2 separate regions of the Homo sapiens genome follow, and region 2 is linked to region 1. A link is a loop called in an ENCODE intact Hi-C map of the cell type or tissue named here. Cell type or tissue: GM12878. All regions are shown on one strand. Links, peaks and the distances in the headings refer to the core of each region. The heading gives the core; the rest is flanking DNA.

Evidence for each region. A loop is a pair of places that touch in the nucleus more often than their neighbours do. Peaks named below come from ENCODE experiments on the same cell type or tissue, not always from the same donor. Only the 100,000 strongest peaks of a DNase experiment are listed, where the experiment ranks them.
Region 2: a loop joins it to region 1, with 3.0 times the contacts of the local background. A loop is called at or near these places in 4 of 110 quality-filtered maps.

Annotation. Positions count from the first base shown.
Region 1 is chr1:200,411,139-200,419,258 of GRCh38, forward strand. No RefSeq gene overlaps it. Among named protein-coding and RNA genes, the nearest start is that of ZNF281, 5.2 kb to the left of the region's middle. RefSeq lists enhancers at 152-758, 5,239-5,740, 5,741-6,240, 7,940-8,120. In GM12878, for the core only: no CTCF peak of the experiment used is centred there; a DNase peak (open chromatin) is centred at 4,756; H3K4me3 peaks cover 910 bases; H3K27ac peaks cover 1,781 bases.
Region 2 is chr1:200,149,818-200,157,937 of GRCh38, forward strand. All of the region lies in intron 7 of NR5A2 (nuclear receptor subfamily 5 group A member 2), which reads left to right. Among named protein-coding and RNA genes, the nearest start is that of NR5A2, 130 kb to the left of the region's middle. RefSeq lists an enhancer at 3,789-3,858. In GM12878, for the core only: no CTCF peak of the experiment used is centred there; DNase peaks (open chromatin) are centred at 3,684 and 4,544; H3K27ac peaks cover 2,616 bases.

The DNA.
Region 1 (8,120 bases), core at 2,153-7,152:
AAATGAGAAATTTTAAATAAAAGAACTAGAACTATGACAACAGCTTATTTACATAGTATGTTTTCTTAATGAAGTTACATGTACATCACAATGTTTCTAGCTAAATAACTTCTCATAATTAAATAATAAATTCTCTGGGAAATTTCACAATCGAAACCATAGGGATTATTTACTAATACTTATGGACCTCTCTCAGCCTGCCCTAAAAATTTTACAGACAATATTTAATGAGAATTTTGAGATAAGAAGAAATTGCTTTTTTTCTAATCCCATGAAACAACATGTAAGTATTCCACCACTTAAACTGACACTTTAATACTGTCAAGTATAGTTGTGATATTGTGAAATATATATTTGGACTTTGAACCGTTTTGTGGCATACAACTGCTAAAAATCCTTGGAATCTGCAAAGTAATAAATGTCTTTTTGTATGCTAATGAAGCGACTGATGATGGCTGGCAACCCCTAGGTAGCTTCAGGATGGGGGCTGGTCACCGGAAAGACCAAGGCAGGATTAGAGTTTGGGACTTTCAGTCCCACCCCCCGACCTCCGGGGAGGAGAGAGGGATTGAAGGTTAAGTTGATCTTCAATGGCCAATGATTTAATCAATCATGCCTGTGTAATGAAGCCTTCATAAAAACCTAAAAAAGGACGGGGTTTGGAGAGCTTCCTGTAAGCGAACCCGTGAAGGTTCCAGGAGGATGGCGCACCCGGAAAGGGCGTGGAAGCTCCGCGCCCCTTCCCACAGACTTTCCCCCATCCATCTCTTCATCTGGTGTTCATCGATAGCCTTTGTAATGTCCTTAATAGTAAACCGGAAAACGTAAGTGTTTGCCTGGGTTCTATGAGCTGCTCTAGCAAATTAATCAAGCCCAAGGAAGGGGTCATGGGAACCCCGATTTACAGCTGGTCAGTCAGAAGCACAGGTAAAACTACCTGGGGCTTGTGATTGGCATCTGAAATGCGGCCGGCCAGTCTTGTAGGCCTGGGCTCTTAATCTGGGGGATCTGATGCTGTCTCCAGGTAGGTAGTGTCAGAATTGAATTGGAGGACACCCCAGTGGTGTCTGCTGCAGAATTGATTGCTTGCTCGGTGTGTGGGGAGAAACCCCTACACATTTGGTCGCAGAAATCTTCTGTGTTGATTGTTGAGTGAGAGTATAGGAGAGGCTGAGTTGTTTTTTTGTTTTTGTTTTTGTTTTTTTCTACAATAGCTAAGTGTTAAAGACTGAAAGTTCAAAAACTTAAGGCAGTCGTAAAATATTAGTCAACGCCTGTGAGAAATGAGGCTGTCCCTTTATTCAGGGTGTCAGTGTTTAATGGTAAGCTGGGATGCATATAAGCTAGTCCAAGCATGAAGGGCAGTAGGACACTCATATGAAAAGCCAACTTTGTTCCTCAGTTATCAAGATAAGAAACCTGTCATTTCTCTCATTCACTCTGTCAGCCTTGAGATACTCCAAGCAGACTTACCTCTGTGTTGTACACCCCATATATCAGGAAGATGAAGAGACCCTGTAAAATAAAATGGAGGGGAAAAGCTGTTAACGCTAATCATTTCAGCAGTAGAAATACCTGAAATAAACTTTCCTGGGAACAGACAAAAGAAGACACACTTCATCAAGGTCAATTTATTTTCCTATTTTTCAACATTAGAAGGTGTACCTTGAGCATTTATATGATAACATAGCAAGCACATCACTTATAATGGTTGTGCTATTCAATTCTTTAGAAGTACAAAATAAAAATACCATCCCAAGTACAAAGAATATTAATTAGAAAAATCAATATACCAGTTCTGAAAGATAGCTGGGTAATGAAAAAATTAAACTCAGGAAATGTTATTAAAGTAATCATAGAAATAACACTAAGCATCAGTATTTCCAAGCACTGTTTTAGACTGTAGCAACTAGAATATATTTGTTACAATCTTCAACAGGGTTAAAATTAAAAAAAAAAAATTATAAAGCAGCTAAAAGAATAAACTTAAGGTAATAAGTATGAATAGGTTTTGAAATAATACTTGAAATACCAGCTCGAGATAAAATTTCACATTACCATCTGTTGTGAACTGCATACATTTTTATTGTAATCTATATATGTAACAAATATTCCAAAGATGTTGATTAGTCTTTAGCTTTAGAAAATGCTTAATTAATTAGAAAATATAAATTCACTTTTAACTCTAAAATCTTAACTTTTAAAAGAAAATAAAACTATATGCTTTAAACTTAGAGAAAACAGACAGCAAAAAATTTTCACTTCAGTGAGGAAATAAAAATCTACATTGTAGTATTCTTGTTAGGTACTAACAAGCCAAATATTAAATAGGAGTCTGTACTAAATCTAGAAATGGTTCAAATAGTTAAGTAATATGATTCTTTCAAAAGTAAAATATTAAAGGAATATTTTAATATTTGTTTATCTCTGAATGCTTAGATTTTACAGATAATGGAAACAATCCCAGAACAAAGAGATTGTATAAAACTAGTGATTCTTGTTTTTATTTAGTTTCTTTTTAAATAGACTTTGTTTTTTACAGCAATTTTAGTTTTACAGAAAAATTGATAAGATAGTACTCAGGCTGGGCACGGTGGCTCTTGCCAGTATTCCCAGCACTTTTGGAGGCCGAGGCGGGCAGATCACCTGAGGTCAGGAGTTCAAGACCAGCCTGGCCAACATGGTGAAACCTCGTCGTTACTAAAAATAAAAAATTTGCCGGGCGTGGTAGCACATGCCTGTAATCCCAGCTACTAGGAAGGCTGAGGCAGGAGAATCACTTGAACCCGGGAGGCGGAGGTTGCAGTGAGCAGAGATTGCACCACCGCATACCAGTCTGGGCCACAAGAGTGAAACTCCGTCTCAAAAAAAAAACAACAAAGAAAGATAGTACTAACAGTTTGCATATATCCGATACATCCCCAGTTTCCTCTATTTTTAACATTTTACATTAGTATGGTATATTCATTATAACAAATCTAATTCAATACTACTACCTTTATAATTTCTGAAACTAAAACTGTTGCAATACATACATTTGTTTTAATAAGAATGATTAATGAAGAGTTATGAACAATAAACAATTTCCATTTTGATAATAAACTTTTAAAAATTCAACTATAGCTACACTTTTTTTTACTGTGTATACACGATGTCCCAAAGTTCAATACCAACACTCACTTTCCTCCTTCCAGTAGCCTTGGTCAAGATCCATTTAGTGCAGACTAAATTCAAGCCACTCAGTACTTGAGTTTAGTACTCATTTTATAGGCTACTTGTTTGCTCCAATTCTGGATAATTCTAAATAGTTAAGAAAAAAAAATCTTTTTTCTGATTTATGTAAAAACTCTAAGATAATTAAGAGTCCCTCTTCCCTCAATAATTGTTAATTTTTTATTCCTTATTTTGCTGCATAAATAAAAATTTAAGAGTAAGTCATTCAAATTTTAATTCTATTTATGAGATAGGAATATTTTGCTTTGTACAATAGATGAGTTCCTGAACAAATAAAATTTCCTGAACAAATAAAATTTCCTGAACATTGAACAACATGCATTATTATTTCCGTATAAGAAACCCAGCTGTTTATGTGAAATCTATATGATGCTTTGAAAATCAAAGAGCTAACCAGGTGCAGTTGTTCACACCTGTAATCCCAACTCTTTGGGAGGCTGAGGCAGGAGGACTGCTTGAGGCTGGGAGTTTGAGACAAGCCTTGGCAACATAGCAAGACCCTGTCTCTACCAAAAATTTAAAAGTTAGCCGGGCGTGGTGCTGCATGCTTGTAGTCTCAGCTACTCAGGAGGTGAGAGGATCACTTGAGCCCAGAAGTTGGAGGCTGCAGTGAGCTATGATCGCACCACTGCTCTCCAGTCCATCCTGGCAACAGAGTGAGATCCTATCTCTAAAAAATAAATAAATAAAAAGAAAATCAAAGAGCACTTTAATAATGGTATAATCACCCTTGTAATTTATCTGTCTTGTAAGTTTTATTTTTTCCCCACGTTTTGGTAAACTGAGAAAGTAGAGTATGCTTCATATTTTTATTTACTACACTACCACGTTACTTATTATACATTTTTAATTTTAATACATTTAACCTTAAATGTAAAATGATCACAACAAAAATATTCCTTTTGAAAATAGGATTTAGAATTTAAAAGGATTTTAGATACAGGCAGCTTCCATCTCAAAAGCTTTTTTCTCTTTTTGCCTGTCCTCAACAGATGTACACCTAACAGCATGGTAAGGAAGCCCCAGAAGGATGTTTCTAAAGACCATGAGGGAGTCTGAAACCTGAAATCATGCCAAGGACTCTCTGCTTCTCTTTCACTTGGGGTGTCTATCTGATGCTGCCACAACCAGTTGAAACGTATAACATTAACAATAAAAATTAGTTTTTTTGTAACTAATTTTATGCCCCATAATTGTATGCCCCACACATGATGTCTTTTTTCTCCATTAATTTTACCAGGTATTCACAGTCATGATCATTTAGATCTAATGCCACAGAACTTCATAAACCCTTTACTACTAGAAAAACATCCTATTTTCTCAAAGGGAAGAATCACAACAGAAACAGCTAAACATAAACATCTTAAGCCATACTATGAGCCACTTTTAAATTCCTGCAGAGAGGATACCTTTAAAAACAGCTGGAAGGAACCAACTGCCAAACTTCAACTGGCACTGTGATTTCTGGAACTCCTTATAGCAACATTCTGTCCTACTAAAGAGTCAATACTGAAAGTATGTCACATTTCTGAATTGAATGATCTCTCATGTCTGTTAGGTGGTTTCTACTATTCCATTTATAGAACAGTTCATCTGTAATGTATTAATATATGAAGTATTTTCTATAGAGGTACCTATTTCTCAATGCTTTAGTCACAGTAAAAATAACATTAATTGGGCAGGAAGCATCCAAAGTGTAGCTGGATTCCTGTAGCATGCGTGTACTTTATGGGCAGGGGCCAGGAGTTGGGAAAGAACACCAGGATATTACATCTGATACTGTACAGAAGTTAAAAATAGAAACTAAGGGAAAGAGAAAAAAACATTCTTGATGATTTCATTCTCATTTATCTATGAAACATTGAAAACTGAGGCGACTTTGTAAATATTTACACTGTTCTAGAAGTCTTGAGCATTATCTGCAAATAGATTCAGTGGTTGACATCAAGTCTGTTGTTATATTGATCTGTACTTTTACAGTACACTTCATGATTGTTACAGAATCAATCTTTTTTAAGTGGTAATATTTTCTTTCTTGGCAACAGAAAGAACAGGACAGGTGCCCCATACATAGCACATTGCCTCCTCAGGAATAAGAATAGTATTAACAGTGCTAATATCTGGATAGCTCTCTCAAGCACTTTCATTTACATAAACCCATTTGTTCTTCACTACAACATTGCAAAGGAGGCAGTGTGAGTATTATTAGCTTTATTCTTATATATGGGGATTTTGAGGCTTGCTCAAAGTGCCACAATGCTGACAAGTTGGCAGAGCCAAGGATTACTGTTTGACTCCTAATAAATGCTCTTTCACACACATTGTCTTAAATAGACACCTTCATAACTCTTTTTTTTTTTTGAGACGCAGTCTTGCTCTGCCGCCCAGGCTGGAGTGCAGTGGTGTGATCTTGGCTCACTGCAAGCTCCGCCTCCTGGGTTCATGCCATTCTCCTGACTCAGCCTCCCGAGTAGCTGGGACTACAGGCGCCCACCACCATGCCCGGCTAGTTTTTTGTATTTTTAGTAGAGACGGGGTTTCACAGTATTAGCCAGGGTGGTCTGCCCGCCTCGGCCTCCCAAAGTGCTGGGATTACAGGCGTGGGCCACCGCCCCCAGCCAACAACTTCATAACTCTTAAGTCACTAGCTTCAAGATAATGCAATTGGTGAGACTTTTCAAAGCTCAAGTTTATTAAAAGCATATTGCAGTTTGATTAGCTCATAGGGTTAGGGACTCAGTATTTAGTAATAGGGCTTCAAGTAACCCTGGTCCTCCACCTAGCAAGTACAACAAGAAATGCAGTTGGTAACAATGATTTTCAGTAGCTATGGGCCAGTTTCTGCCTCTTGTACTTTCCTTATAGATTCTCATTCAATGACGTATACTTTCTGGTTGCTGGGAAACTTACCTTTTGCCATCAAAAAAAGGCTGCTAGGTAACCGTATTGTCAAATATTCTTATTGTCATCATTTACTGAACTTTTTTGAATGTATGTTACTATGCTGTGTACTTTTATGTATTTACAAATCCTGTTCCAATCTTTCTTTTTTTGTTTGTTTGTTTTGTTTGTTTGATTTTGGTTTTGTTTTGAGACAGAGTCTCACTTGTCACCCAGGCTGGAGTACAGTGGCATGATCTCGGCTCACTGCAACCTCCGCCTCCCAGGTGCAAGCAATTCTCCTGCCTCAGCCTCCCGAGTAGCTGGGACTACAGGAGCCTGCCACCACACCCAGCTAATTTTTTGTATTTTTAATAGAGGGGGTTTCACTGTGTTAGCCAGGATGGTCTCAATCTCCTGACCTCGTGATCTGCCTGCCTCAGCCTCCCAAAGTGGTGGGATTACAGGCGTGAGCCAGTGCACATGGCCCCAATCTACTTTCTATAAACAATTCCCGCTTTGGGGATTACATCCTATAGAAACAAAAGCGTTAGTGTGAAGGATATGTATTTTTGAGGTTGCTTGTTGCTGCATTGTGCACAGTGGCAAAGAACTAGAAACAACTTGAATGCCCTTCAGCACGAGAACAACTGAATAAATTGTGGTATCTTTATCCCTTAGGATATTAGGCAACTAAAAGAATGAGTTGGAGCTATATTAGTCTGGAGGGATGTCCTTGCATAGTTAAACAAAAAAAGCAAGAGGAAAGATGCATTATGTTATATATTCTTACTTTTGTAAAACAAATAGCAAAACTCTCCCTTCTTCTGCCCAAATGTAACTATTAATAATTACACAGGAGAAAGATGTGCAAGGATGCACACCAAACTGTTGTCGTCGTCACTGGTTTCCTAATGGGAAGGATAAGAGGAAGAGGAGGTAAGTCAGAAACAAGTGAGACAGGCTGGGCGCGTTGGCTCATGTCTGTAATCTCAACACTTTGGGAGGCCAAGGCGGGTGGATCACCAGAGTTCAGGAGTTGGAGACCAGGCTGGCCAACATGGTGAAACCCCGTCTCTACTAAAAATACAAAAATTAGCCTGGCATGGTGGCGAGCACCTATAATTGCAGCTACTTGGGAGGCTGAGGCAGGAGAATCACTTGAACCTTGGAGGCGGAGGTTGCCATGAGCCAAGATCGCGCCACTGCACTCTAGCCTGGGCAACAAGAGCGAAACTCCATCTCAAAAAACAAAAAGAAAAGGAGAAACAAGTGAGACAGAGCAAACTAGAAAAACATGCTGATGTTGTCAAGAAAAGAGGTGGAATATAAAATTCTATGTATCATGTTACTGTAAATATAGAAAACAATCTGCACGCGAATAAGGATCGAAATGTAAGACAGACAAATGAAATATTGATTTGATTTGGAGGTAAGATTAGATTTTTTTCCTAGATTCTTATTTTAATATAAGGGCTATAATAAATTTGAACAAAAAAGTGGGTTTATTTAAAGTGTGTTTATTTTTTAAGTGGCCTCATTTTTATTTTTATTTATTTAGTTTTCAAGAGGCAGTGCCTCTCTATTTTGCCCAGACTAGAGTGGAGTAGCAATTCATAGGCAGGATCATAGCAACTGCAGCCTCGAATTCCTAGGCTCAAGTGATCTTCCTGCCTCAACCTCCCTAGTAGCTAGACTACAGGTGCCCAGCTAAAATGAATTTATTATATGTACTATAATGAAATTCCTGGTAGAATTATTTTCTCTTTTTCTGGGCTTCTGATTTTTTTCAAATTTTACTTCTAACTATCCTATCATATATATATAAAATGTATATATACATAAGTCATATATAAATATAAATATTTTATTTCTATTCTCATAGATAGATTTTCATATATATAATATATACAGATATATGTTTAGTACATACATATAACTATACCTATCTATGTATATCACTGGGTAGTTGAAAATAAAATCTGTTTTTGTTTAGTTTAGTTTAG
Region 2 (8,120 bases), core at 1,585-6,584, 260 kb before region 1:
CCTATAATGATTTCACCAATATTTCTACATATGAACTACTATTCATCATTTAGGGTCTCACTAAATGTTGCTTCTTTGAAGATATTTGCTTGAATCCCCTATGGCATTTTGTAGTTACCTCCATGCAGTAATGATAATATCCAAGTCATTCGTTCCAGAGTTTATATCACTTATGTAAAGCGTATAACTCCAAAGCTTTGCAATAGGTGTTCAAGCAGCATATAATGGATGGATGGATGGATGGATGGATGGTTGGTTGGATGGATAAACATTAATTGCTTAGAAGCCAAGTGGAGCAATTTGAAGGAGCACTCTCTCCTATACTTCTTGTTTTGTTATGTCAATTCATGAAATCCCCAGAATGACACATAAAAGGAAACCAAAATCAAATTAAAACTTATGAACCTAAACCATCTTGTGTCATCCTTGGTAGACATTTAGTGGAGGAAATATGAAATTGTACTATTCATTCAAGGAGTTAATAGGTAAACCAGTTTATCCATCACTAACTTGTTTTTATAGCATCAACATGGTGTAAAGACAAAAACAATCTTGAACTCTAGTAACTATCATCTATATTTAATGCCTCTATGCTACAACAGTAAGACTCTGGATGATTATCAGTACCACTTAGAATTAGAGCTTCTTGTTAAATAATTCATACATTTGATGGGGAAGAGCTTCAAACAATGCTCAAAGCTCCAGTAATTAATGGGCTAATTACGAGATGCTTGTAAAATGGCTTAAACACTGAAAGTTCAGTGTAGGTATAATTGTTTTAGAGTTAACCCTGTGTATTTAAATGTCAAAAAAAATATTCAGTGAAGATGAGTAGAGGGTTGGGAGAGAGAAGAGAGATCATAAGATATCACACCAGTTTAGAAGTCTTCACTATTGATTTAAGATTTCTAAAAAGGCTCTGGAAAGGCAGAATGCAGGCCTTCCTAATGCCCCAGGCATTTTCCAACCATGTCTCTAATCACATAAGAAGAACATCACCCATGAGTCATAGGACTCTGGGTACTCTTAGAGGTCAGAAACCGCTGCAGTGCAAGTCCTTTCAGCCTAATCGCCTCTTCACTAGCAACGCCCAGGTTCCACAAGAGTGCTCTGTTTCATTCCAGGACCCGTGGGAGTTAAGAATTGAAGGTAGTTGATTTTTTGGTTGGTTCATTTGTTTGTTTTTCCTCCCTGTTGTTTGCTGTTCTCAGAAATGACCTGCTCTCTGAGCTTTCTTGGAGTGTAAGGCATTTCAATTCTAGAAAGGTGGGGCTGGGAGGAAAATGGTCTCCTTGACTGCAAACCATCTAGCTGAAATGTCTTTCACTCATCCCACTGGAAGGGGGAAAAAAAGCCTTCTTTAGAAGATGAAACATTGTCTTGTGTCTTTTAGCATCGTTCTGGGCAGTCAGTCTGTTAGGACATATTGGGCGATTATAGGACTGTCTTTTTAGAGAAAGCCATGGGTTTCAAGTTAGCAGGAACCATCTATCAATTCTTAAGATTATGCCATGATTTACTGTCAGAGCATCATGTATTCTGATTTTCTGCCTCCCATGAAACATTGTGCTTTCCTTTTCTATTGATGTATCAACTATAATAGTTACAAGCAGCTACAGAAAAATCAATAGCGAGCTTTCATTACTGTGTACATCAAGTAAAGAGCCCCCCGCTGCAAGAGCACAACTTGTTAGATGCTCACCATGGAAGGTGTACAACACTCAACTGTTTTTTTCCCAGACTGCATTAGAAAAATCAACTATAGAAAAATTATAAAATAGTATCATATTCTACATGGAAGCACAGAGACCCTATAAAATCTCTCAAAGGGAATGGACAGGAGGCATTATCATGTTTCAAAATGAGCACAGCATTTCCAAAGTGAATATAAAGGTATTTAATGCGATTCCTACGTGGTTTTTGTTTCTGGTTTTCTTTTGCATTTGTCTTCTTAAGGTCATCAGGATAGTGGGAGGAAATACTGAATTAGTATTTACTAGATTGACTGCGTAAGCAGAAAGTCACCACTGGCTGAAGTGCATGCTGCAATAGTCATGCGCTCAACACCCAGCCAAGCAATGAGGACCCTAAGAACTGTGTGAATACAGAGTAATATTACCAGGGTCTTAATCAGATCCAGGAGTCCCAGACATACATATGCAAAGTTTTATTCTCTTTCCAAGCACATGTTGGAAAAAGAAAAAGACTTAGGATTTTAAAGCAACAAATACCTTTATTTGCCTTTGGGAGCACATTAGCTACCAATTAGTGCATGTAAATTGAGACTGCTGAAAAAGAGAATGTATGAACTGATAGTCTGGGTGGGGGACTCTCAAGGCCTCAGAAGTTCTCTAGCATTTCAGCATCAATTTGGGCAACATAAAGAGATTTCCAAAGCAAATCCTAACAAGTCCTGAATCTGAACCATGTACAAATCATAAATCCCATGGAATTCCCAATCTTAACATGTGCAATGAATGTATTCAGATCTATATATTTAAGTAATTAGTTCATTACTTTCTGATAGTTATGATCTACATAAAGGTTTTCCATATGTTACTGTTATGATCCAAGTCCAAACTCCAGTTATTTTTTATCTTTAGAGATAATATATTTAGCAAGAAGGCAAAAACGTGCCTGATAATTTTTATGTTCATATAAGAATGTTAAGAAACTACAAAAATGTGTTTTGAAATATTACAGTAACAAACAGGAAACAAACTAAAACCTTGAGTACCAGGTTAACTTCCCCAAAATACCATTTTAAAATACTGATGAATTTGAACAAGTGGTTTGATTTTTGGGCATCTGTTTTGTTTTAGGGGAAGGGAGGAATATTTAAATGATAAAATTTTCAAATATCCCATTTTTTTCATAGTTTTCCCAACTTTTGTGGATTTTTTTTCTATTTCGTTTTTCTATGCACCCAAAAATTATGTGAGAATTTTGCATTTGCCTTTGACATTCTAACAACAGAATGAACTGCCATTCAGCTATGGTCACTACATTGAGAGTTTAATGCTCCAAAAGGTATGCTCTGCAAGGACTGTGAAAAGATTAATTAGTCTTTGCTGGTTTCATCAGAGGATGCTGAGAAACTGGCAACAGGCTCTCTCCTGCACCACAGCCCAAGAGGAAGATCCTCTTTTCCCCAGCAAACCAGGTAGCAATGACATCTGCAAGGTTAGCCTTTCTATTTGCCAGTGTCCCTGACAATTAAAACAGTGAAAATAATTCATGCATTGCCAATCTTAATTACACTCTTGCTTTCGTTTATTCCTTTTGCTACTTTCCTGGCTGGTGTTTTGCATGTTACTTATATGCAGTAGTACTTATCTAAAGCCTACTTTAGAGTAGTTGTCCTTACAAGAAATGGAAGTCTAAGTAGAGTGGAATAGCATTTGGATGATTACAGATTCTCTGTGAATTCAGCTAACACTTTCCTCAAGGTAGCACTCATGCTCCTGTTAAAAGTACATTCTTTCCACATGCTTTTTTCACATAGTTAAAAAGAAATCCTTCCATGACATACTGAACCCTAATACCAAATAAGCTGGTGCTTCCCCTGAGCCACATAGGAGAATGTTGGCTCTGAGAATGTCGCAGCATCCCTGCACTGCTGTGATGTGCAGTCAACAGAGGGTACGAGCTCTGGCAGAAAACCCAGAACAGGATATTATGCACAGTAGGGGCTTTCCAACCCAGCTGTTCCAAGCCCTATAGGGTCAAAATGATGGGGAAATCCAGAATGACAGTAATTATGCCATCAACCTTACGGCTCCCTGCCAGAGAGGTTGCTGGTTAGACATCTATACATCTAGTAGCTGTTTAATACATTTTTTAAAACAGGTATAGTGAAAGAATGCATTTTAAGCAGGAATTGAAAATGTACTAAGAATGAGACAATAATGTATGAGCAAGTACTTACTTTGTTTCTTACTTTAGGTAAGAAAAAATAAAAGGAAGGAGGAAAGGTATGGAGGGGGAGATAGAGGGATGGAGGGAAAAGAAAAGGAAAGAGAAGTAGATAGAAAATCAAACACAGATGAAAGCAAAGACAATTATGATTATAATTATTTCATTCCCTAATCATGTAAGATTTGAATTTTCTAATTAAGAAAAAAGAACAAAATTAGTTCATATGTCAAAAAGAGGATTCTAAAATTGCACTGACATAAATGTTATTCTGTGATTCAGTTGCATTCTTAAATTGGTGTGTTATTTATGCAAATTATGGTAAGAAAAATAATTTTGGATATTTTTGTTTTACAAATATATTTTTCACTTTCACCACATTATTTCCAGAAGTATCTTTCCTTCCACAGGGGTTCCCTGTCTGCTCTTGCTTCCTCCAGCTCCTCAATATATGTACCTTTCAGGGTTGTTTCAGCAGTCCTGAAGTTGTGTGTGTGTGTAAGCATGATTAAGAGTACTTTTGTGGGAGTGTGCTATTGCCAGCCTCACAGATGGTGTTATTTCCTGTGTTAGACTTCCTACTTACTGATAGCTGGGCTCACACTTGACATCCTCTCTTAACTGCCTCTAGACCAAAACATGCAAAGTCTTGCAGTGTGGGAGGGAACCTGTGGCTGTGCATTGGGTTCAGTTGATAACAATAATCACCAGCCCTGATGAGTCACCAGAGAGCAATGGGGTGATACTCAAGTACCAGAGAGATGGTGGTGGTCTCTGGTGGCCCCACCACTGTCCACCACTTGCAAGTAGATAAACTGGTCATTAAAGGAGCTGTGGAGAGCCAGATGCAGTGGCACATGCCTGTAGCCCCAGCTACTGCAGAGGCTGAGGCAGGAGGAACACACAAGGCCAAGAGTTTGAATCTGACCTGGGCAACATAGTGAGACCCCTATCTTTAAAAATAAAGAAATAAGTAAATTTTTAAAAAGAAAGGCATTATGAGAGTTTCAGCAGAACATTTAGGAAGGGTCTTCTAGAGATAATGATGGACAAGTCAGTAAGCTGCTTGTTCACACACTAATGTCCAGTTCATGTTGACTGCTATCTACCCACGTCTTCTCTTCTGGCACCTGCCTTAGTGGCTGGAAGCTCTCTCAGAAGCTTAAAAAGATGCTTTTATTTTACCTACCCAACAAGGTTTCTACGCATTCCAGCCTCCAAGGAGGGGTGGTTCCCCTTTGTGAACTGAGATTTAGGAATATCTATGTTTACAACTCCGGGACTAAGATTCAATAAAGCTTCAGGAGGGTGGAAGTGCAGCTTGTGAGGGCAAAACTTTAGAATCCAGTGGACTTCTTAAGGTCATCTGAACAGTGAGAGTAAGTACTAGGCTCTTATCCCACTTCCACCACCAACCAATGCAGAAGTGGGATTAAGATTGATAATCCTGAGATAGCATTAAATGTTTTGATACAGGCATGCAATCCATAATAATCACATCAGATAAACAGTTGTTCTGTGCACACAATCTAACATTTATGCATTTTTTCTTTAAAAAACCTTTCTGCATCCAAATGGCACATTCATTAAGTTTAAAATGAAGCACAAAAGATAGAGATAAAATGAAGCAACTCTATAATTATATAAATTATAAATCTTACTGTAATAATTATACAGTAGACTTGGAGAAAGACAGGCCTTTCAAGAATTGGTTTTTAGAGATGTGTCTAATGCCTTAAAGAAGTGTTTGCTTTAAAATCTTGAAAAAGCCTCATGTAGAAGTGAGATGTTGTAAAGTCATCATTGGCTTTGGCCACTGCCAGGTCGACTACCAGTTTGCTATTTGTGATGTATTTCACTATTTTGGAACTTACAAAGCTATTCCTGATTTCCTTCTGTTAATGGAGGATTAATGACAATGCTGAATCCACAGATAATAATAAAAAAATTTTTTTTTTTTTTGGACAGTCTCACTCTGTCACCCAGGCTGGAGTGCAATGGTGCGATCTTGGCTCACTGCAACCTCCACCTTTTGGGTTCAAGCGATTCTCCTGCCTCAGCCTCCCAAGTAGCTGGGATTGCAGGTGCCAGCCACCATGCCCAGCTAATTTTTGTATTTTTAGTAGAGACGGGGTTCCGCCATGTTGGCCAGGCTGGTCTCGAACTCCTGACCTCAAGTGATCCACCCGCTTAGTCTCCCCAAGTGCTGGGATTACAGAGGTGAGCCACCGCGCCTGGCCCAAAAATCAAATTTTCAACAGTTACTTAAATCCACTACTTCCCAAGATGAAAGCTTTATTACCAACTGAAACTTAGAGAACTATGAGTGGTCGTGGGCTGCCTCTGAACTTGCTGTGGGTATATTTACTGAGCCACCATGGGGGTCATGTGAAGAGTCTAGGGTTTTGTTTTACATCCTTAACACTTCAGTTTTGAAAATCCCTATAAGACAGTAATAGTTCTATAGGGTAAACTCCAAAGAGGGCTTCTGTAGGGGGCATAGGAGTGGCACCCACAGTTGTGGGAACGTCAGCAAACCTGCATCCTCCCTCAGGGGAGAGGTCAGAGCAACTCAGAATATTATGACTACTGAAACAACTTTTTGACTTCACGATGCTGCAAAGCAATCCACATCCAGTAGAAACCATACTTCAAGTACCCATACAACCATTCTGGTTTTTCTGAGACGGAGTCTCACTCTGTCACCCAGGCTGGAGTGCAGTGGCGTGATCTCTGCTCACTGCAACTTCTGCCTCCCGGGTTCAAGCAATTCTCCTGCCTCAGCCTCCCAAGTAGCTGGGATTACAGGTGCCCCCCCACCACACCCGGCTAATTTTTGTATTTTTAGTAGAGAGGGTGTTTCACCATCTTGACCAGGCTGGTCTTGAACTCCTGACCTCGTGATCCACCCGCCTCGGCCTCCCAAAGTGCTGGGATTACAGGTGTGAGCCACCGCACCTGGCCCATTCTGTTTTTTAGTTTCAGTACAGTATTCAATAAATTACATGAGATACTCAACACTTTATTATAAAATAAGTTTTTGGTTAGATGATTTTGTCCAACTGTGGGCTAATGTAAGTATTCTGAGCACATTTAAGGCAGGCTAGGCTAAGCTATGATGTTCAGAAGGTTAGGTGTAGTAAATGAATTTGTGATAATATTTTCAACTTACGATGGGCTTATTGAGACATAACCCCATCGTAAGTTGGAGCATCTATATTGCCGACATCTTAACAGAGCCGCTCTCTGTATATGCTGACTGATACATTAGGCTTGGGATAAATCATATCTGACCTTTCCTTATAATAGCACTGGGTGGACTTCAAAGGTGGAAGAGATATTTCTTGTTCAATTAAGTCATCATTGCAGAAAGATGAAACAGATGATACTTTATAAGCCAGGCACTGTCCTACCTTGTGGTAATTCCTATTAAAACACATTTAAAAGATTAGGAAACTGAAACTTAGAGCAATTTACTAATTTCAATGTCTTATGGCCAGTGCAGTGTTCACGGATTTAAAATCACTTCAATGCAAGTATCAATAATTCTGCTAAATAATCAGGAGTTGACTATAATTAATCTGCAAAAACCAAACAATTTTCCCCACTTGAATTAATGATTTCTGGGTGTGAAAGGGAATGGTCACCACATAGTCTTAGTTTCCTTCCATGCAAACCTTAGAATTGAGCATAGCACTTACGAAACCAATATGATCAGATAATAAGATATCTTACTATTATCACTGTCTTAGCAAAATCTGTCATTACACTGAAAAAAAAATAGGATAGCTTCTTTTGCAAATGTTTCAAGCTCCAAAAGTTCTTAGAATAATCTTTCTTGTTATTTTCTCTGCCACATGGTTACACAAATACAAAACAAATTGGAAATATGGATTTTCTGTCTTTCATATACAAATACATATCCCTGAGCAATTGAATGAATTATTAATTTGTTTTGTCCAAAAATGGATAAGTATTTGGCTTTAATGATCTTGTTAGGCAACTAGTTTCCCTTCCCTTATAGTTCTCAACTCCAGAGACCCTCTCTTTTCATTTTTCAAGCAAATAATTCAGAATCAGTGTTGATCCACTGCATGATTTTTCCCCCTTCATTTCAACCTCTGATCTTACTGAGCAGAATTTTAATAGCTAAGGGAAATGATGTAATAATAAGTAACAAGTATATCTAGCTCTTAAAGAGTAGC